3 separate regions of the Mus musculus genome follow, and regions 1 and 3 are each linked to region 2. The links are chromatin loops, found by intact Hi-C in ENCODE. Cell type or tissue: heart. All regions are shown on one strand. Region 1 has its middle 34 kb from the start of Gm29506. Region 2 has its middle 8.4 kb from the start of Mir30a. Region 3 has its middle 50 kb from the start of Gm29506.

Evidence for each region. Peaks named below come from ENCODE experiments on the same cell type or tissue, not always from the same donor. Only the 100,000 strongest peaks of a DNase experiment are listed, where the experiment ranks them.
Region 1: it touches region 2 in a loop (5-fold over the local background); 6 of 42 quality-filtered maps call a loop at or near these places.
Region 3: a loop joins it to region 2, with 2.2 times the contacts of the local background. A loop is called at or near these places in 5 of 42 quality-filtered maps.

The regions. Positions count from the first base shown.
Region 1 is chr1:23,197,923-23,205,922 of GRCm38, forward strand. No RefSeq gene overlaps it. Among named protein-coding and RNA genes, the nearest start is that of Gm29506, 34 kb to the right of the region's middle. In heart, no CTCF peak of the experiment used is centred here; DNase peaks (open chromatin) are centred at 2,659 and 4,749; H3K27ac peaks cover 1,359 bases.
Region 2 is chr1:23,276,656-23,284,655 of GRCm38, forward strand. No RefSeq gene overlaps it. Among named protein-coding and RNA genes, the nearest start is that of Mir30a, 8.4 kb to the left of the region's middle. In heart, no CTCF peak of the experiment used is centred here; a DNase peak (open chromatin) is centred at 3,366; H3K27ac peaks cover 1,530 bases.
Region 3 is chr1:23,181,409-23,189,408 of GRCm38, forward strand. No RefSeq gene overlaps it. Among named protein-coding and RNA genes, the nearest start is that of Gm29506, 50 kb to the right of the region's middle. In heart, no CTCF peak of the experiment used is centred here; DNase peaks (open chromatin) are centred at 3,583 and 6,593; H3K27ac peaks cover 1,747 bases.

The DNA of each region.
Region 1 (8,000 bases), 79 kb before region 2:
TTCAGTTGGGCTTAGAAGGTTGTACGATCTTCCCCCAGCCCATCTTGACTGCTTAAGCATAGATACTGCATAGCTCCTTTAGCACTAACTGCTAAAGAGGACACTATAACCAGAACCTTCACTATCAAGTCCTCTACGGTCGCTCCTCAGACTCATCTGTGGGAATTGAGAAAAAGAAGCAGTCCAGTCCTTTCCGGTCTCTAGTCCCCCCATGCCCAATCACTTCTCTCTCCTGAGATTCGTTGTATATTAGAACTATATAACTTGGTTTTGTTTGTACAAGAAAGAGCTCACTGTTAGAGATTACCTGCGTCTCAAAAGAGACACACTGCACTTGAGCTTCTGAACAATGCTGGAACTGATCAGACTTGAGGGCTTTTGAGTGTGCGCAGAGTGATCTTACATTATGAGGTAGCCATGGGCCTATAGGTATCAGAGGTGAAATGTTCTGACTTAAAAATAATAGGTTAAAATGTCAAATTAGCAAAGGTAGACGTTTGGCTTGATAGATACAGAGTTAACTAAGAGACTCGGGGAGTTTGACCCATAGGTGGGTTGTATCAGTTCACAGGTTGAAGTTCCCAGCTGCATAAACCTGAGACAGTGAGAAAGTGAGCACACCCTCAATATTGATTCACTCTACTTGTTCAATATGGCCTCAATGAGACCTGCTGCCTCCAGCTCCTCCAGCCATGCCTTCCCTACTGTGGTACCGGGAGTCAAAACCAACCCTTCCTTTGATCAGTTATTTTGTCACCACAAGAAAAATAACTAATCCTGTCACCTAGGACTGGAGTGTGGAGGTTGAAGAGAGGAGTAGAGACTGACAGCTGGCCTGGATGACACCATCACGAGTAAAAGAAGCATGAACTGTGTCCTGAACTGCATAGTTTTCAATACATTTGGATAAACAATGAATTACAGAAAGCTCCCCAACTGACTGATACACAGAAAATGAACTGAAAGAAGACAAGGGTAGAAACAAGTGGACTGCTAAGCAAGGTGCTGCAGTTGCCCAGGACATGGTAATAGAAAAGCAGCAGACTCAGCTCCCCTAAGGGCAAAGTTGCCACATCCTATTGGTAATTGAACTTAAGGATGAAGGGTTAGGAATCACTCTAAGATTATGGGCTTTAGCAACTGAGTGGAGGTTGGTTTTCTTAAACAAAGTAGGGCAAGATGTCAACTAGCATGTGTCGATGACATTTGCATTTAATTATGACTTTAATGTCTTAAGCTAGAACTATGAGTCCTTGGGACTCATATCTAGTAGGAGAAATATTAAGACATTGTGGGATTAAAATTTTCTTTTCTTAAAAACAGACAAACAAGGGCTTAAGAGATGGCTCAGTGGCTAAGAGTACTGACTACTCTTCCAGAGGTCCTGAGTTCAATTACCAGCAACTACATGGTGGCTCATAACAATCTGTAGTGGGATCTGATGCCCTCTTCTGGTGTGTCCAAAAGTAGCAACAATGTACTCACATACATTAAATAAATAAAATAAATAAATAAATAAATCTTTCTTTTAAAAAAGCTTGTATTAAAAAAAAAAAAAACCAGACAAACAAAAATCTGTCTGAGGAGAGGGCATGGTTTAAATGCTGCATAAGGTAGATGACCAAATGCCATATAAAAATCTAGTTATGGTGACACACTGGCAGGGTGTGGGCATGAGACAGAAGGATCCCTGGGGCATGTTTTTATTCTAGTCAGTCAGCAACCTCCAAGGTCAGTGAGAAACTGGCTCTCAAAAAGCAAGGTAGACTGTGTTTGAGAAAAGCACTCTGGGCTGGTGAGATGGCTCAGTGGTTAAGAGCGCCAACTGCTCTTCCGAAGGTCCTGAGTTCGAATCCCAGCAACCACATGGTGGCTCACAACCACCCATAATGAGATCTGCCACCCTCTTCTGGTGTGTCTGAAGTCAGCTACAGTGTACTTACATATAATAAGTAAATAAATAAATCTTTAAAAGAGAGAGAGAGAGAGAGAGAGAGAGAGAGAGAGAGAGAGAGAAAAGCACCCAAAGTCAACCTCTGTCCTCTGCACACACGTGTGTCCATGTGTACACGCATGAAAATCCGCACACACATACACCACACAACAAAATAAGAGGAAGAGGAAGAAGAGAGGGAGGAAAGCTGGTTCTCTTCATTTGACATGGAGAGGTGGGGATTGGCCCTCAGGGTTTTCATAGTTTCCCACCTGATTTGCCCCCCCCCCATTACCAAAATTTTACCCCTCAGTTCAAAAATGAAAAAGGAAGGGGAATCTTAAATTTAGTTAATAGTTCAAACATGGCCATATGAACCTTCTCTTGGTATCCTTGGAACATGTCTTTGATTTCACTAAGTGTTACTTTACTGAAGATAAGAGGAATCGGTTTTCCAGTCAACAAGGCAAAGCTTTTCCTCAAGTTGCTCGGCCACCAAAAGAGTCTTTCTGAATTCTAGGCTGTCTCGAGGAGGCAAGGATAGTTAGATGCTGGAAGACAGTGGGTTTTGCTGCTGTTGTTTGTTTGTTTGTTTGTTTGTTATTTAGCACAACCACATTCAAGCTATCTCAGTCAAGACCTCAGTCCTCATCCTCTCTGGCTCACAAATGCTCCTTTTTCTTGCGGAAGTCTCGCTTTCCTGAATGATTGAGGCTGGGACAACCCCCGCCCTCTCCAGAGAACTATATTATTTACCTCTTGTAGTTCAAAAGAATCACTTAAGAGTTGTGCATATGTACTTTCTGGGGAAGGAAGGGGTGAGGCTCTTCCCTTCCTTTTTAGCCCTTTCAAACCAGTTTATGTCAGAGGCTTTCTCTTTACAGACACCTACTAGCTAAGAAGCCGGACTGAGAGGAAAAGCCACTAGCTTTTGAATGTTAACCCCTTCCTGGAGGACTGAGCCTAATTAAGAACTTGCTTATCTTTCTGAGCTTCCATTCTTCATATAAAGGTCAGGGATGATAAGAGAACCAATTTTACAGGGTCATTAGCAGTAGGTTAAATGAGACAACACATTACATGTTCACCCCAGTGACAAATAGTAAGTTCTCAGGGCACCTTAGGTATTTCTGTTATCAGCATACCTACTATCTCCCTCATCAAACATCACCATCTGAGTTCATACTGAAAAAGTACGCCACGGGTTTGCAACCTTTGTATACTATCAAACTTAGAAAATAAAGTACGTTTCTGAAACGTGTGGGGGTTATGTGCAGGCAATTGAGAATAGACTGGTAAATACATTTCTGTACTTCTGCAGGTCATATAAAAATACGTTCCTCTTTTATAATATGCTAACTATCAAGACTAAAGCCATGATTGCTGAAACAATGAATATCAAGTCACTTAGTATTAAACACTTTATTCCTTCGCTTATGGTTTCTGGGAGCCTGTCCTAACACAGTAATGTCCTGACTGCAGTGAAGAAGTTGGTTGCCCTTTTCACAGTTGGCCCCATGCAATATTGAAAGAGCATTCCTCTGTCGTGCATTCACCATAGCCTCGTTATTTGCAGATTGTTCTTCATAACGGAGGGGGTTTGTTCTGATTCTAAAATTCATGAGCAACTTCAAAAACACAGACGTAGAAGACAAACCATTGAGCCTAGACATTAGAGAACTAGGCACCTCTAACAAAACTGGCGTGTGTCCTATTTTTGGCAGCAGAGAAGTTTAGAATTTGTTGGGTTTCTACAGTGGATCAAGAGGTAATTTATATGAGATTCTTCTTGCGTGTGTACGTATGCATGTGTGTGTGGAGGCTGGAGGTTTACATTATATACCATTCTTCAGTCACTCTGTCACCATATTACTTTAAATTATGTAATTTATTATGCTTGTGCTTGTGCATGCATGAGTACATATAACAACTAGCCACATAGAGGTCAGGGGAAAACATTTGGTTGTTGGTTTTTGCTTTCTGCTCTGTATTCCAAGGACAAACCTCAGGCCATCAGGTTTTTGTGACAAGTTCCATTAGCACGTATACCATCCTGCTTGCCTCTCCATCTGATTTTTTTAAGACAGGGTTTTTCACTGAACCTGGAACTCATTGATTCAGCAATAGAATCCCTGGTGACATCTGAGGAGCCTTCTGTCTCTACCTCCTTAACCTCTGGGTTTATAGATGTATACATGTGGGAGCTGAGGATTAAACTTGGGTCCTCATTCTTGTAGTAAGCTTGGTAGATTAAACCATCTCCCCAGCATGTGTGTGCGCACGTGCACACACGTGAATACATCATATACACCCACCCACACCCACACCCACCCACACACACACACACACACACACACACACACACACACACACGCACACACACACATACTTTCTCTCTCTCTCTTTCTGTTTGGGTTAAAAATAGAAATACAGATAAAAAGTAAAAATAACATCAAGTAGAGACCTACTGTGTAAAAATTGTCACTTCAGATCAGAATCCAGTCCAGTGTGTAAGAAGGCTCTTGATGTGCTTGCTCAGTCTTTTAAATATCCCTCTATTTTATTCATTTTCCCTTTAAAAGACAAAACAAACCAAAAAGGGAAAAAAAAGAGGAAGCAAGTTATATAATCTACACCCTGGATGTCTAATCATTTTTATTTCTTATTGCAGTTTGAATTAGAAAGGAACACTCAGTCCCAGAACATGGTAATTCATCTCCTGTTTCTTTGTCTGCAGCAAGAACTAGGAGATAGTTCAGAGCCATTGCCAGTCAGAAAATACAACAACGCTGCACTCCGATCTCATCTGTTTACTGGCAGATCACAGGCCACTTCCCTCAAATCTCAGACATCCTGTTAGGTCTGAGAGGCTCCATCCAAGGATACCTAGAGAACTTCAGAAAAGAAAGGGCATCTGAAAAGCCCCCTCTTTTTTGTTCTTTGAACAGAGTTGAGTAAAGTTTTTAAAATACTCCCCACCCTTGTTCGTTCCTTAAGGCAGCACCAAGATGTAATTTGAATGGAAGCCAGAAGCAGAGACACACTTAATATGTGAATGCCGGAGGAAGTGGTTTCCTTAGCAATAACAGGCATGTGAAAGTCAAAACTTCCTTTCCTTCCCATGTGATTCCCCCCCCCCCTTTTTTCAAAGCAATTCAGATAGAGGACAATGGAATTGAATTCCAAGCACCCACAGTGTTCATGAATTGCTAAGCAATGATTCACCAAGTACCCAAATTACTCCAGACTACTTGAGCATTTTATTAGTGAAATTGCTTTGTTTTAAAACTTTCCTTCCTCACTTCATACATCAGTTTTCCTCATTCCTGTAGGCCACTTGTCTGCCACTCTGACAAAGCAGAGCTATACCAAGCAATCACAAGTAGGGGTTGATACAGGGTAGAACAGAGCCAACTCTAGTCATAACTCATCTCTCCCTTACAGAAAGTAGAGACACATACAGAAAAAATATCTTTCATAACTGAAACATGCTGTTTACTAGGGATAAACATTATGAATTAAATTAGTGGGGATTCCTTCGATTCCAGTTTAGAAACACTTAAATTTTCATTCATGGTAATTACTGATTTGTCTTGACCCACTCATTCTAAAGGAAAACTGGAAAGGGTTAGGGGTTACGTGGGTCTTACTGTAAGTAGCATGTTCTGCTTGGTCCTTGAAGTTAAATGGTAGTGTCCTATTCAAAAATACAGCAGAAGACCATGGCTTAAGTCTCTCTTGTTCCTTCAATTAAGTTGCAGTGTTCTTAAGGAACACACATGACTGTTTTATGAAATTTCTCTTTGTAGTTGGCAAACTGTGAATCAAAAAGTCACTAACACCATTCAACTCAACTTCTTAGCAATTCTTTTTCAATTTTACCCTTTTTTAAAGGTTACTTGTATGTTGGAAATGCTGCATACATGTGAATGCAGGTGCCTGCTGAGGCCTGGGTCATTGAGGCCTGGAGCTTGAGTTAGGGTAGTTGTAAACTGCCCTACTGTATAAGTATACTAGTCTACAGAAGTAATACGCATTTTTAACTTCAGCCCCATCATTGAAATGCTATGAGATGCTTGCAGTCTAAGCTGCCAGACAGCCCCAGGCCCTTCATAGGTTTGCTTTATGGTCCTGTTGTCTGTGCCTTTGTATTATAATAGTGTTTTTAATATTGGGATCTTTATAAGTATTCATAAAGGGTGTGAAGGGAAAGGCTAGCATAGTACCATCTTAATAAACTGTCTTCTGACAAATTATAATCAACATATAATGCCTGTTCTAGTTTAATGGTTCTTTCTGAACTCAGAAATGCTCCAACATACAGCCTTAGTTTTCAAGTGGATCCCAACCATTTTTTCCCATTAGGAACTAAGGAGAAAACCCTTATTAAAAGTTATTAGGACCTCCAGGGAGTACAGCCTCTGATCACTTTCTTCAGGGCTAGTGAGATTGTTCTACAAAGATATTTTGAACTGTTCAAACATTCGGGGTAATTTTCTATACCCTAAGACAAAGGCTGCAAAGATAGAAAGTTTGCAATGTTCTCATTTGCCCAGCACACTCTGCACTCAAGCAGAGAGAGGCTGGACTCTAGGAGGTTGTTCTCCACAGGCACACGTGTCCCACCACGAGCAGGCACTGTGTACCCTACATGAAAACTGGATGCTATTTTCGTGCCATGAGCATTCTGTCCTCTTCAAGCCAAAGCTGGTCCTAGGAAGTGGCCTATACTGCCCGGTTGGCTGGTTTTGTTGCAGAAAAAGTCCCTGAGAAAAACACTTGATTTTCTTGGTGAGGCAGTGGAAAGCATTTCAGAGTGACAAGCAATTGCTTACCAGAATATTTTTAGCAGAAAATTTATTTTTGGTTGACTCAGCTGGTCAGACAATTGTGACTCGGAGAGTTGAGAATGACCTTGGCTAAGTCACTTCATAACTCCAGACATTGGAATATTGAATGAAATCATACGCCATCAAGTTCTATACTTGGTTCTGTGGCCCTCTAGAGCTCATTGATGCTTTCAGAGGAGTGCAGGGTGTTGATGAAGAGCAGGCAGGTAGGACTCTGAAGCTTCACTTCTTCTTTTTTTATTATTAGATATTTTCTTTATTTACATTTCAAATGTTATCCCCTTTCCTAGTTTCCCCTCCGAAAACCCCCTATCCCCTCCCCTCTTCTCCTGCTCTCCAACCCACCCACTCCCATTCCTGGTCCTGGCATTCCCCTATACTGGGGCATAGAGCCTTCACAGGACCAAGGGCCTCTCCTCCCATTGATGACCAACTAGGCCATCCTCTGCTACATATATAGCTAGAGCCACAAGTTCCACCATGTGTTTTCTTTGATTGGTGGTATAGTTCCAATTAGCTCTGGGGGTACTGGATAGTTCATATTGATGTTTCTCCTATGGGGCTTCAGTCCCCTTCAGCTCCCTGGGTATTTCTCTGGCTCTTCCATTGGGGACCCTGTGCTCTGTCCAATGGATGACTGTGAGCATACACTTCTGTATTTGTCAGGCACTGGCAGAGCCTCTCAGGAGACAGCTATATCAGGTTCCTGTCAGCAGGCTCTTGTTGGCATCTGCCTAGTGACTGGGTTTGGTGGTTGTTTATGGGGTGGATCCCCAAGTGGGGCAGTCTCTGGATGGTCATTCCTTCAGGCTCTGCTCTGAACTTTATTTCTGCAACTTCTTCCATGGGCATTTTGTTCCCCATTCTAAGAAGGAATGAAGTATCAAGGGACTCCACATAAAACCAGAGACACTGAAATTAATAGAGGAGAAAATGGGGGGAAAGCCTTGAAGATATGGGCACAGGGAAAATATTCCTGAACAGAACAACAATGGCTTGTGCTGTAAGATCAAGAATTGACAAATGGGACCTCATAAAATTGCAAAGCTTCTGTAAGTCAAAAGACACTGTCAATATGACAAAAGGGCCAACAACAGATTGGGAAAGGATCTTTACCAATCCTAAATCTGATAGGGGACTAATATCCAACATATACAAAGAACTCAAGAAGCTAGACTCCAGAAAATCAAATAACCCCATTAAAAAATGGGGCTCAG
Region 2 (8,000 bases):
CAGAAAGGGAAGGAGAGAAAGAAAGGCAAGGAACGATACTTATGTACGCCTTTCCTTTCCCTGGGTGCCACAGCTTGCTTTTCAGCAGTTTTCCCTGTGGTGGCATTTAAATGATTATGAGAAAAATATGTTGCTGCTTGGTGCTTTTAGTAATGGTGCCATTGGTAAAATTGTAGATGTCATTTGCCAAGCACTTTTCAGAGTGCTCTATTGTATCTGTCACAGCTGAACTGTCACAGTCTTATCTTTACAAATAAGGAAACTAAGGCAGGTTGGGTTACATAGAGCTTCTAAGCAAATGGGAGAGAATGTAAATTCCTTAGGCTCGCACGCTAAAGACCAACCAATTTGAGGTGAAAGGGCTATGGAAGGCATATGAAATATACTCTCAACAAGTGGAGAAAATGAAATACAAGGAAGGTGTGGAGAGAAATGTTGGAGTGCGGGGTGGGTGCATGCCCTCAGAGATGGCCTGGATTGGCTGGTCCGCTGAATGGAAAGGGTGTCTGGGAGCAGTATGGTGGGAAAATAAGTAGAATATTTGGGAAGTTTGAAAGTGCAAAAATAGCTCTCCAAACATAATCGCAATGGTAAGCTACACTTTGAAAGAGAGTTGAATTATAGGTTAAACTTATTATGCAGGCTTGTTTTATGTCTCTTCAAAACTTCAAAATAAGGACAGAAACCAGACTCTTGCTGCATCTCTAAATAGGCTGCTGTTTTCCTTTCTTTTTGTAGTTTTAAAGAATCATTCATGCCAGCACAGTTAATGAGCTTTAGCTGTTGAATGAAATTATATATTCTGTTCAGTAAGGCCCTTCTAAATCTGCCATTGTCTCCTGCTTGCCTTGGTGTCTTTAGCACCAGGCTTCTTCTAAGTCATAATAGCCAAGTTCTCCAGAGAATCTGGCTCTGGGTCATACTGGACCTGTAGAGGAGAGGTCCTTTGGGCAAAGTTAGTCAGATGGGATGTCATTTTTCTATACCATGACTTCTCTTCACCAAGCCTGCTGAAAAATTCTAGGGGGAAGCCATTCAGTTTTCTAAAGTTTTTTTTTGAAACAGAATCTTGATCTATCAAGTTATATAGGAACTTCAGTTTCCTAGAACACACCTGCATATATTGTTGAGTAAAAAACATGAATGAGACTTAGTTTTTTCCTCCAAGATGTTTTTCTGTTGCATCCCTGTCTTGGAGTTTCTTGTGTAGGCTCGTTATTGCATGGGATTTAAACTTCTCTCTTTAGTACTTCAATTCTATGAGAATTGAAACTTGGACCTTGGGCATGGTTGACTAATGTTGTTTATCACAATTCTATCTAATCCAAGCCCTAAATCTAAACCATTTAGTCTTCCTTAAATATTTTTCTGAGACGACCACTTTTCTCTACTTCTTATAAAGGTAAACCGATTAGCTGGGTGTCACTATGAAGTAACTTCTCATTTTCCTCTGTCCTGAGGGCTGAGCTCTGTGAGATTTGTCTCCTTGATATACTTGGTGGCAGCTATAGACAGTGCTTTGTGCTAGAAAGAAAAGAACTCGATGTTGGTCTAACCAGTTCAAGCTCTGTCCAAGCACAGCAGTTAGCAAAGCTGGGGGATTCTTCATGTGCTGAATCCCCCTCTGCAAGGAAAGCATCTACTCTTTGACTGAAAAAGCACTAAGGTTTTTTCCACAAACATTTCTCCACTCATTTAACATAAGAAAAATATTTGGTTAACATATTTAAGTGCCTGCTGTGTAAAAACAGATCTGTTATTTTTTTTCTTAAACCCTGGTGAAGTGTTAATTTAACCAATCAAGTTATATTTCAGACTTAAATGTAAGAAAATCAGAAGAAACGCACATGAAGCAAAGGCATTGTATGAACAGATACACACACAACTACAATTTTTCAGTCTTTGATTTTCTATTTATTTACATCTCTGATTCTATATGGGTCTTCTATAACTGGCCAGTTGTTTATTACTTAAACATTTTAGCTGTTGGCAAGATTAAGTTGTGAGCAATCCAAGAGTGCTTTTCTGATTATTCAGTCACCATATTAGTTATTTTCATCCTTGCTGTGATTAAATTCCAGACAAGGGCCAAATGAAGGCCTAAGTTTGGGTCAGAGTTTGAGTACGTGGTCCATCATTATGGTGGCAGTAGCATGAGGCACTTGGTCACATTATGCCTGCAGTGAGAAAGGGGAGAAAGGGGAGAGAGACATGAATCCTAGACCTTCACTTAGCTCACTTCTTTCCTTTTGCTCAGTTCACTACTCCAGCCCATGGTACACTGCCACATACATTCAGAATGAGGTCTTCCATCTTACTTCTACAGAATTAGGTGCAGAATTAGGTAAAGAATTAGCTAAAAGGAAAAAAAAAAAAAACCCTTACAGAAATGCATAGAGGTTTGGTTCCATGGCTATTTTAAATTTCATCAAGTTGACAGTCAAAAATCTGCTTTCAGAAAGAACTATGGCAGTATATGAATACCTTTGCAATCTTTTCCCTTGACATATCTTTTGATGGGGAACTAATCTCAATTAGTGACAAGAAAAATATCGATAATGAGTGAAACACCCAGTCAAAAGGGATACCATGCAAGCTTTCTGTAGTTTACTCTTATATTTTTAAGGGTATGTTAAAATTAAAGTCTGTGAGGCTCTCCTGTACTCTGTAGTGAGACCGTCTGCTGATACACTGGCCACTTGGAATTACTGCTTAACATGTACAATGGCTATCTTAGCCATTTCTGAATTAATAAGACTCCCTATGCTTTACAGATCTCAGATATGTAATGCAGTATATTCAAGGACTGCTTCAGAAGTAGTATTTATGTAGGTATACACATTTGTTCTTCTAACATGTAGACATTAAAGACTATCCTTGGCACTGGATAGCACAGAATACTAGCTCGCTGACTAAAACAAATGGCTGCCAGAGTGTATTATTAAATTTCAACTGTCTTACGTGTTAGAAAACTATACTCCTGTTTTTGTACACAACTTTGTACCTTTTTATTAACATTTTCAACTCTAGCAAATAGCTCTGTTTTTCTTGTCATTATTATGTTTCCAACCATTCATATGTTTTTAAACTAATACTTGGTAATGCTCATATAAAATGACATTAGTTAAAGTCTCAGTGTCTGGAATGTGCAAGGCCCCGGGTATCATAATAAGTATCACAGAGACTCCATTTCTAGCTCTACCTGCTGTACCTGAGTCACCACTGTGAGACAGTCACATCATCAAGCCACTCTACATTACTAAGTAGTGGTGACTTCATTTCCGTGTTTCCTTTCGGCTACTATTTGGGAGACTCCCTTCAAATAGAGGAAGTGGGCTGATGAAGGCCAGTGTTTTCATTTCAGATCCTTCACATCTCTGGAAAGCTGCATCCTCTGTAGAAAATAGTGTTGTATGTGTGCCAGAGTATAACCCTGACATTTATCAGGGAGAGGGAGGAGGTCACATAATGCCTTGTGTCTTTCAGCAGTAATCCTCCCATTTGGCAAGAGTTAGACAGGAAGTGTTTAACAATGGGATTTTATAAAATTCAATATAGTAATGAGTGTTTTTATATTTGAATGGATCAAAGGAAGTTTTCTTTCTTTCTTTCTTTTTTCTCCCCCTAACAGGATGGGCGCTTAGAGTGAAGGTATCTATGGACTTGGGAGCGTTTGCTTACTTTATTAAACTTTGTGTAATATTTTCCCATTTTATCATGTCCATGAAGGGAGAAAGGTAAGAAAGCTGTGGTAGTCTCTATATTGATTTCAAATAGTTTGCTTAAGGAGAGTTAGTGAGGAAGTAGCTGTCTTTTAGGAAGATGATTTTATCAGCGACAGAGGCCTTAGAATGTCTTCAACTAGACTATAAACAATGAAGTTATTTTCTTTCACATTTGCACCATGAGACCTGGTAGTCTTAAGCTTTATACACAAATAGCTTTGTATCAAGAACTAAATTTACAGGAACTAGAGGAAAAGATACTCCTGTTTGACCCCAGTCGCACAGGCTCTCCAAGGCAGCTACTGATACAAGTTTCTTAGGGCTACTACTAAAGGGTTGGTTAGTAGTACACAGGGGACATCGAAACTGAACAAAGTGAATCCTTTTCCTCAGATTTTAAACATAACAATGTAGGTCTTCACTAGCCAGTAACCCTTGTCAGTAACATAGGAAGTTAGGCAGGTTACAGCGAAAGGGGATAAAGAGAAGGAGAGGCAGAGATTCAGAAAGGCATAAACCTGGCTATGAAAGACACTCGGCTTCACTGAGGACCAGCTACAAGGTCACAAAATTTGGGGTGGCATATATTCATTTTGTGGCATGTTTCGATAGTATTTGGATACAGCCTAATAAAGACATCAAAAAAGAATATTATAAACTGGAAACATCACTTAAGAAGAGAACTCAATGTAGGATTGCATAGCTATTAACTATAATAGGATGTTTTTTGATGACAGATAATCTGTTTTATCTGTGATCCTGTTTTACCTCTCCAGAGTCATTGGTTGGACTATGAACTTCAAGTACTCAGAGCCCACGGAGATCTAGAATACCTTTTATCTCTGACCCATTATTCACATTACTCTCTTTTCTCAAACCTTATAGATTGTGCACTTTAGCTTGTAGAGAGGGTGCTTTTATGAAAGAATTAATTCCCATAATTTAACTTTCCAGATAAGTGAATCATATGCCATTTAAAACTAAAAGAAGCATTTTGGTAAGTTGAGGCTATGACTACAGACCGAACTTGTGCTGTGCCTGTTGAGTGCATTGAGGCCTCTGATGTTTGGGCGTGGGACTGTAATTGTGCCTTTAAAATGTGGGGACTGTGCTTGTTACCTCTCTATCCCCACAGCACTAGAACAGCGTCAAAAAAGGTTTTATAAATACTTGGTTAATTTCTAAGGATAGTATCATTCTCTCTTAATGTTGCCTTTTTCAGTCAGTATTACTCAGCTTGGCCTTAATGGCAATGAAAACATCTTTTTTCACTTGCTCTGTTGCCTAGTTGGTCCTTTCCTGTCCTTTCTTTACCTGAATTTGATAGATACTTAAAATTATCCTTAAGCTTCACAAGAGCTATGTCACCTATACGACATATGGAATTTCTTAGACAGATGGCCTAATAGTGACATTAATTTGGTTCATTGTGCTAATCTGTCCCATTCCATGTGGGCCCCAAGTCATACATCTAACATAATTTTGCTTTTTAAGGTATATGTCTGTACTGGCTAGTTTTGTGTCAACTTGACACAGCTGGAGTTATCACAGAGAAAGGAGCTTCAGTTGAGGAAATGCCTCCATGAGATCCAGCTGTAAGGCATTTTCTCAATTAGTGATCAAGGGGAAAAGGCCCCTTGTGGGTAGAATCATCTCGGGGCTGGTAATAAGAGAGCAGGCTGAGCAAGCCAGGGGAGCAAGCCAGTAAGGAACATCCCTCCATGGCCTCTGCATCAGCTCCTGCTTCCTGACCTGCTTGAGTTCCAGTCCTGAATTCCTTTGGTGATGAACATCAGTATGGAAGTGTAAGCTGAATAAACCCTTTCCTCTCCAACTTGCTTCTTGGTCATGATGTTTGTGCAGGAATAGAAACCCTGACTAAGACAATGTCCAATTGAGAAAACCTTTATTCTCAAGTTTAACTTGTCATCTTAACATAAATTGCCATTTTACGCAGGAACTGTTCAGGCGAAGTGCAGTTAGTGAGGCCTGGACTTTTATCACTTGAGTTTCTGTTAGTATCCCTCCCTTTAGGGTACATGTGTGCAGCACTTAGGGCTTTCCCTGTGTTAGGATTCTAATTAAACTTCTCCACAAGGATATCTTGAGAGACTTATGCATTGTATAACACATTTCCTCCACTAATCATATTCAAAGGGAGGAAATAGAAACACCCAAATTATTTAAATGTCCTTCTACCTTCTCTTATACCTTTAAAAAATTAAGGAATGGTTGCTCTAAGGCAGGATTTCAGATATGTGTTCACTCATTTTTAAAATACTTGTCTACCTGTTACAATAAGGAGGACTCTGATAAGGGTTGGTGACACAGCTGTGAACAAGGCCAGAGCTGTCCCTGCCATCCCTTATCTATTACTGACAGACACTGAGTTCTGGGAAGGAGTGAGTGAGACACAGTTGCTGAATAGGTGCTGCATAGAACAGAGCTTAGAAATTGTGTCTGCTGAAGTAGGGATTCCTCAAGTTGTTGAGAGTCTAAATCTAGACAGATTGGGAAACTGGTAGAATTGGGAAAGAAAGCCCAAGAAACTGGAATTTGGATCAGCTTGCTTTTTAAAGCATTGATTAGTAATATTAATAGATGTCTCATGCCAGTAATTCAGGTGAATAATAGTGATAGCTCTCACTTTCTGGCCTATGTGTTCTAAAAGTGGCAGCGTCATGCGAAGTAAATCCTTGAACTTAGAACTGCCGTATAAGAATTTTAATCCTTTTACTAAAGGGAAAACCCTAATAGAGCAATGAGTCCGTCTTTTACTACATTGCCCAAGTCTGATGCACTTCAGAGAGTTTTCAGAGAATTGCTTATGCAGTCCTATTTGTCCACTGTTGCCTCAGGGTTCATATTCATCAGCTCCTGAGGCTCTTTGCTATGGTGTACACTATACCTGAGCTGACTTCTGACTTAATCAGTCCTGCTCACAGGTCTCAAAGGGGCTGTAGGGGAGAAGCCACAAGGTAATTGGCACAGGACTCCTATTTAACCTACCTCAGTCCACTCTCCCTTCTCCAGTGCAGCTTATTCCTTAGTCTGAAAACTCTAACCCTTTAAAAAACTGGAGAAAAGGGTTAGATAGCCTTTGGTCGCTTGGAGATTACTGCTTGCAGGAACCTGGTTCCACGTGCCCACCTCTCCTGTCACCTTCTAGAGATGCTAGGCTAGAATATTTTTGATCAGATTTAGAAGGTCTGTGTGTGACCCAGTTGCTCAAAGGAAAAATAAATGTTTTCTTTTCTTAACACTGCTATCTGCTGTCCTTCTTCCTTAGTTTCTTAATAGTTGTTTGCTTCTGGGTATCTTTCAATTTCTTCTTAATAACACATGTATGTATATCACACAGAGGTGTGGACATGTCTATATACAATTAGGCAGATAAGTCAAAATGCCAGATAAACATTTGCTTCATTTATTTTCCTGGTCAATTATCACTTTAGTAAGAATGGACTTACATGACCTCATACATCTAAAATAGGATTTCTCAACTGATACCTTGACATCACTTATCTTCACTGTAAAATTATATATTTAATAATTATATTTGTCTCTGTATATGTATCATAATGATAGCAACTCAGATCTCTAGTACTTAGAACAATGCCATATATATTGATACCTTTTACATTTTGAAACTTGAGGTATATCGTAGTGAAAGCTGATTATAATGTGTCTTTTTTTTTTTAAGCTGAGTATCTGCTACATTTTTTGTTTCCCAATGTGACACAAATAGTAAATTAGCCAAGATCCAAACTCAGTCTCTGGACAGTTTATATTACATCTCAGCACAGGAAGATAATATCTGTACTTACTAGTTAGTAAGTCTTTACAGAGGAAGTAAAATGAACATAGAGGACTGTGTACTAGGGTTTTTCACAAGCAACTCTTACTGAAGTGTGTCAGCCTTATATCAGAGTAAAGAAAGCTAGGATAACAAACCAACTGATCCTGGAGGAATCTGAAGTTTCATGGCAGTTTGGCAGTCTTCTTTGTCCCCTGCACCTCTAATATCAACCAGTTAAAGAATTGACCAATTTGGTTTTAATTTTCCTGTCTTTGGCCTAATTTTAAGGTAACTGCTCATTCGTGAAGATGTAATTAGTGTTGCTTTATTTTTCCTTCCCTGTGGGAAAAGAGGCAGAAACACATAGCTTGCATATTCTTTCAGCCTCTCAGCTGTCTCTAGCCACCCAAGGACACTTCAGCACTGGGCTTAAGCAATTAGATTTGGAGCCAGTCAGGGTTTTGTGTACATATTTG
Region 3 (8,000 bases), 95 kb before region 2:
CTAAATGCATGAAACTCAAGAAGAACGAAGACCAAAGTGTGGACACTTTGCCCCTTCTTAGAATTGGAAGCAAAACACCCATAGAAGGAGTTACAGAGACAAAGTTTGGAGCTGAGACGAAAGGATGGACCATCTAGAGACGGCCATACCCAGGGATCCATCCCATAATCAGCTTCGAAACGCTGACACCATTGCATACACTAGCAAGATTTTGCTGAAAGGACCCAGATATGGCTGTCTCTTGTGAGACTATGCCACTGCCTGGCAAACACAGAAGTGGATGCTCACAGTCAGCTATTGGATGGATCATAGGGCCCCCAATGGAGGAGCTAGAGAAAGTACCCAAGGAACTGAAGGGATCTGCAACCCTATAGGTGGAACAACAATATGAACTAACCAATATCCCACCCCCCACCGAAGCTTGTGTCTCTAGCTGCATATGAATCAGAAGATGGCCTAGTCGGCCATCAGTGGAAAGAGAGGCCCATTGGTAGTGTAAACTTTATATGCCTCAGTATAGGGGAATGCCAGGGCCAAGAAGTGGGAGTGGGTGGGTGGGGGAGTGGGTGGGGGAGGGTATGGGGGACTTTTGGGATAGCATTGGAAATGTAAATACCCAATTTAAAAAAAAAAGAAAATGCTGTCTTTTTTTCCACTGGATGGTTTTAGCCCCTTTGTCAAAGATCAAGTAACCACAAGAGAGTGGGTTCATTTCTGGATCTTCAATTCTATTCCATTGATATACCTGCCTGTGACTGTACCAATACCATGTAGTTTTTATCACTATTGCTCTGTAATGCAGCTTAAGTCAGGGATAGTAACTCCACCAGAATTTCTTTTATTGTTGAGAATACCTCTGCTATCCTATTTTTTGTTTGTTTGTTTGTCTGTTTGTCTGTTTGTTTTTGTTATTCCAGATGAATTTGAAAATTTCTCTTTCTAACTCTATGAAGAATTGAGATGTAATTTTGATGGGAATTGCATTGAATCTATAGATTGCTTTTGGCAAGATAGCCATTTTTACTATATTAATTTTGCCAATCCACGAGCATGGGAGATCTTTTTATCTTCTGAGATCTTCTTTGATTTCTTTCTTCAGATACTTGAAGTTCTTGTCACACAGATCTTTCACTTGCTTAGTAAGAGTCATACCAAAGCATTTTATATTATTTGTGACAATTTTGAAAGGTGTAGTTTCCCTAATTTCTTTCTCAGCCTGTTTATCCTTTGAGGAGAGGAAGGCCATTGATCTGTTTGAGTTAATTTTATATCCAGCCACTTTGCTGAAGTTGTTTATTAACTTTGACTCCAGCCAAGAAGATGATGTTGCAGTTTGGTGTCTATTAAGATTATCACCTTCAACCCCTGCCAGCTGAGTTTCCATGTTGAAAGACAGTAAAGATTAGTGCATACTACAGGAGACAACAAGGAGAGGATTACTGAATACAAAGGAACTTGACTCCTGGGTCAAACCTACAAACTAGAATCCAGAGTCACCAGAGAAGGGACAGGAAGATGAATTTTCCATAGAGAAAATTAATCTTTTATGGTTTGATAATATAATACATCTACATAATAAACCTTAGTCATTTTCATGTATACTGAATTCCCCTTTCCATCCCTCCACAATCTTTCTTCTCAAGAAATCCCTTTCTATTTGCATGTCTTCTTATGCATGCCTCAGAGAGTTTAGTTAGAGTCTCTTGTGAAAGTGTGGGAAAGCCACCTACTAGATGAACAATAACAGCAATGGCTACACCACTGGAAAAAAAATAGCACCTGTCCCCCAGCTAATTGTCCAGCAATGAGATTCACACATTAAAATCATAGTGGTTTTTATTTTCTTAATTTTTCAGGCTATAAGGAATGGAGGAGTGAGGCCTGATGAGCCATTCCCTTCATCCATGATGAAATGTTGACCAGCACAATCTTGTAGAAGTCCTGCATAGATAACTATGTATATGAGTTCATATGCAGTGAGCTCATGAGTACCACAGCTATAATCTAGCCACAGGACACATTTTTGCCACACATTTCTCCATTCTCTGTCTCTTAACATCCATTCTGTTCCCTATCCCATGATATTTGTTGAGTCTTGGAATGGGTAAGAGAGCTAGAGGAAACTTCTCAATTAGTTCCTCCTTTCATTCTCTGTGGTCATTTCTCTGTGACCAATGATTATGGTATCTTCAATGACAGGCCTTTATCATCAAGTTCTGGTGGACAAGCAAGAGTGATGGCAGTATTCTGTATTGTTTGGGTCCTCTGAGGCCTCAGTAGCCAACAATTGGTAAGGAGGTTATCACACATCTCCCATTGGAATTTTTAATAACTCATGGTTTCTGGGAAGAGCATTTTCCACCCTCTGTTCAAACTCATGTAAATATATAATTATATATATATGTATTCATATAATCAATATATGTTCATAAAATTGTAGGATAGAATATGTTTTTTAATGATACCCTTAGTTTTGCTTACTTCTCTCTCTCCTTTCCTGTCTTTCCAACCCCCCCTCCATGCTTAGACCTCTAAACTCTTCACAAGTGTTCTCTCCACTTTCAGTGGAAAGGACAACCTTAGAGATTATCAGTTAATTTGATTGATAATAACATTGCTATCCTTCAAGGCTGGCGTCATATTCTTTGGAGTGGTGACAAATCGATGGTCCAAAGGGAAGAATTTAACTGAAGTCACCAAATGTCATTCAAAGTTATGTTTGTTACCTAAAGCAAGTTACTGAGATAATAAACATTACTGTGGATCTTAAAGTAATTATATCTCATTATGTTCAATGAACGCAATTTTATTTTCCTTTCACACAGTTATTAAAGGCACATCATCAAACTGTTTTGAGCAAAGAGAGATGGCATCCATGCTATTTATAGATAACAGTCAGATACCAGTCCCATGAAAGCTCCTATATTTACTTCAAATTCCATTTTTAAAATTACACCTTTTTTATTACAACAAATGTTCTGTTTGAGCATTCTAATCATATAGCACCATATATTATATTACATTTCCCATATCTTCCACCATTAGAAAAATCGTGTTTATTTGTATTTCTACTATCTCACAAGTAAGCTATATAGCTAGATTAACCATTATCTCAATTTTCAAGGCAATTAACACTAAAAGATACTTGGAAATATATAATAATTGGTATAATATTCGTAGTGGTGGAAGGGAGAAACAACAGAATCCTAACCAACATCAGGCACTCAGCCTACACTGAAACCGGAACTGATGGAAAAGCCAGCCTGAGTGTCTCTATGTAGTTCCTTTCCATGAGGCATCAGAACCATTCTCATTCAGACCCGGATGTCTTTCTGGATGTCCCGAAGATTCTCTCTCAAGTCTACAGCAAAATCAGGTCCTGAAATCCCCCCCCCACAAGAGAGCCCTTTAGCTTCGCCCCAGCTACTGCTGCAACCTAGCCGAAGTGTCTGATCACTGCACAAGATAGGAGAGAAAGCCCTGTGCATGCAGTGAAACAGCAAGAGGAAGCTTCACCCTTTCCTTCCCCAATTGTGTTTGAGGAAATCCAGGACAGGCTCGGAGCACTGACTTCCTGGATGAGGCATACGAATCTTAACTCCAATAGTCATGTAGTAACTCGTACTGTGGCCACACCTTAACCCATTCACCCACGCACTCCCAAGTTCTTGCCACCTTTAAATGTGTGTGATCAATAGTATAATTCACGTGTTTATGGGCTGGTGCTTAAAGATGCAAAGCTGGAATTCCTAACTAAAAGTATTATGGTTTTTTTTAAGTTGTAATCTTCATTTTGCAGATAACCCCTAAGAAGTTAGAGCAATTCTTCCTCCCAGTAAATATGTAGAGGATATGTAGAAGACTCCTTCTTTCCCTCCTCCCCCTCCCTTCTTCCTCCTCTTCCTCTCTCTCACTGTTTTCTTCCTGTCCTCCTTTGTACCTGTGTTTCTGTTTGTGTAAGTGTGTGAGTGTGCACAAGTGCAGGTGTTTCTGGATCTCACCGTGGAGTTGACATCTGGTTCCTTCCGTGATTGTTCTCTGCTTTATTTACTGAGGCAGGGTCTCTCAAAGAAGTCAGAGGTCATAGATCCCGCGACTCTTAACTGTCCACTTTGCCCTGGGGATTCCTTCCTCTGCATCCCTCCCCAGGTCTGGGAATCCTGGTAGCCACCTTGCCTGCTTCTGAAAATGTATTGTGTTTCACTGAGCCATTGCCCGGACTATCTCTCCGTCTCTATAAGTTTGTGTTTATTGCACCCATGAAAACTCACATTTAAGTTTTACATAGTTTGTACTTTGCATTTCCCTGATTCACCCATGAGAAACAGAACATTTGTTGTCCATTTTTATTTTCTTTATTTTCAACCTACTCTGATTTTTACTAGCCATATGGATATTCGGAATATGAAATATTATCAGACTTTTCTCTACATTCCTTTTTGTGGTGCTGGGAATTGAACCCAGAGCCCTGTGCATATTAATAAGCTTCTGCCATATTTTAATGTCTCTTCTCCGACCAGAAGTATACAAATATTAGTGTGTAGGTCCTATTTTAGTATTTTATTGTCATATTTTCATATCAAAACATCACTTAAAGATGGGCACAAGGAAGGAATATGGCCATCAAGCAACTTTTGAAGTTTGAGAGATTTACCCATGTTCTGCATTTGGCATGCCTTCTTGGAAGATTTTTTTTTCTCTCATCAGAACATCTGCCCTAAGCATCTTCAACATCCATAGTCACCAGGGAAATGCAATTCAAAACGATCCTGAGATTCCACCTCACACCAGTCAGAATGGCTAAGATCAAAAATTCAGGTGACAGCAGATGATGGCAAGGATGTGAAGAAAGAGGAACACTCCTCCATTGATTGCAAGCTGGTACAACCACTCTGAAAATCTGTCTGGTGGTTTCTCAGAAAGTTGAACATAGTACTACCTGAGAATCCAGCTATACCACTCCTAGGCATATATCCAAAAGATGCTCCAACATATAACAAGCACATATGCTCCACTATGTTCATAGTAAGCTTATTTATAATAGCCAGAATCTGGAAACAACACAGATGTCCCTCAACAGAGGAATGGATAAAGAAAATGCAGTACATTTACACAATGGAGTACTACACAGCTATTAAAAATAATGAGTTCATGAAATTCTTAGGCAAATGAATGGAACTAGAAAAATATCATCCAGAGTGAGGTAACCTAATCACAAAAGGACACACATGGTATATGCACTTACTGATGAGCAGATATTAGCCCAAAAGCTCAGAATACTCAAGATACAATTCACAGACCATATGAAGCTCAAGAAGAAAGACCAAAGTGTTGATACTTTGGTCCTTCTTAGAAGGAGGAACAAAATACTCATGGAAGCAATATGGAGACAAAGTGTAGAGCAGAGACTGAAGGAAAGGCCATCCAGAGACTGCCCCACCTGGGGATCCATCCCATATACAGTCACCAAACCCATACACTATTGTGAATGCCAAGAAGTATATGCTGTCAGGAGCCTAATATAACTCTCTTCTGAGAGGCTCTGCCAGACTCTGACAAATACAGAGGCAGATACTCGAAACCCCCCATTGAACCAAGCACAGGGTTCCCAATGAAGGAGTTAGAGAAAGGACTGAAGGAGCTGTAGGGGTTTGCAACCCCATAGGAGGAACAGTATCAACCAACTAGAGCCCCACAAGCTCCCAGGGACTAAACCACCAACCAAGGAGTACACATGGAGGGACCCATGGTTCCAGTCGCATATGTACCAGAGGATAGCGTTGTTAGGCATCAATGGGAGAAAAGGCCCTTGGTCCTGTGAAGGCTTCATGCCCCAGTGAAGGGGAATTTGAGGGTAGGAGGTGGGAGGTTAGGGGGAGCACCCTCATAGAAGCAGGGGGGAGTATGGGATAGGGGGTTTCTGGGAGGTGGGGGGGCACCGGGAAAGAAGATAACATTTGAAATGTAAATAAAGAAAATATCTGATAAAAGAAAATATCTAATAAAAGAAGAAAAAAAGAAATAAAATTGGGTTTTCTGGGAAAAAAATGTTCATCATATTAGAAAATAATGCAACATTTCCCTTCAAAACTGTGAGTGTAAAGTCTACCTTTACTCTAATGGAATAAATTAAATACATTACCACAGCGTGCCCTCTCCATCGACCTCTCTCTGTCCCCCACCCCCATGCCTGTGTTGAGCACACATTGGCTATGGTTCAACAGGGGCACTGGTTACTGGTTACAGCACTGAGTCTCTCACAGGGAGTTTCCAAATGTGGCGATAATACTTTACTTTCAGACCCAAGCTCTCCAGAGTTTATACATGGAGACTTTAGTAGGGGAGTGATTTTGCACACACTAATCATTATTTCAATCAGCAACAAGGAGAAAAAGGATGAAGGAATTCTCCACGGAAGGCGTCCCTTCTTGTCCTCTTGTGGGAAAACATCAGAGATCTCTAAGGCTACTTCCTCCTGTCCTCACTGCTGGGTTTGTGTTTGATTTGGAGGAGGGAAGTGTTGTGGGGGGGGAGGTGCAGGGGTTGGTTTTTTAAAGATTTTACAACTAAATGACTTGGGACACTGGATTTTTGCTACAGTAACAACTGCAAATGGATATTTATATAGCCTTAGGTCAGCCCCAAGAGCTTAAGAGTTTATTTTTAGGTCTCTGCTTGGCCAAGGGGGAAGCATGGTAAATGAACCTTATGTTCTTACATGGGCATGCAGCTGGACTCAAGTCTGACAGGAGGCCCTGGAGAAGACTCGGCTTTATTACAGAGACCCAGACAATGGCAACATTACTTCTGTTTGTTTGGCTTTTTCTCTCCCCCTTTTTTTTTTTTTCTCCATACTTACTTTCACTTTTAATATTTGTGGGCCGTAAATTTCTTGAAGATTAAAAAGGAAAAAAGACAAAGACTTTTAAGAAATACAAATACAAAACCTCGTAACTTGAGCTAATCAGTGCTTACGTGCTTCCTGGCATGAAGGCCCCCAGACACAATTCAGGCTAGTGTTTGAGACATGAAGCAGCATTATCTACTGTACTGGCTGGTTTTGTGTGTCAACTTGAGACAAGCGGGAGTTATCAGAGAAAAAAGCTTCAGGTGACGAAATGCCTCCATGAAATCCAGCTGTAAGGCATTTTCTCAACTAATGATCAAGGGGTTGGAGGGGGGTCCATTGTGGGTGGTGCCATCCCTGGGCTGGTAGTCCTGGGTTCTATAAGAAAGCAAGCTGAGCAAGCCAGGGGAAGCAAGCCAGTAAGGAACATCCCTCCATGGCCTCTGCATCAGCTCCTGCTTCCTGACCTGCTTGAGTTCGAGTCCTGACTTCCTTTAGTGATGATGAACAGCAATGTGGAAATGTAAGGTGAATAAACCCTTTCCTCCCCAACTTGCTTCTTGGTCATGATGTTTGTGCATGAATAGAAACACTGACTAAGACACCTACACATCAGTTTCAAGGCTACGTATGAAAAAAGACCACAAAATAAATCAATATAGTGAAAATAATTATCAAAATGTAACATTTAGAAATAATTGGTTAAATCAAATGTATTGTTAATTTACACCTCTTCTTTTTCTTGAATTTTATTTATTAATTATATTTTTGGTGTCCTTTGTTTTGCTCTGTTTTGAAATGGGATCTCACTATGCAGCCTAGTGGGCAGCAGACTCACAGAGAGGTCAGCTTGCCTCTGCCTCCCTGTGCAATTATTAAAGGCACTGGTGGGCTCACCAGGCATCCTGCTCACCAGGCATTATTGTTCCTTTTAAGGTGTGACACAAGACAAACTTTAATCACATACTGAAGTCACAAGATCTTTGCTCCACAATGTGATAGAACACAAGATTTAAAATCCAGGCTCTGAAGTAAATTCACCTGGGTTCAAAGTCTGCTGCTCTGCTGTTCCGAGGAGACCTTGGTCAAGTCATGGGTGATCTGTGTTACAGATTTACTTATAAATTGCCAACCCTGTATCACAGGTTATATG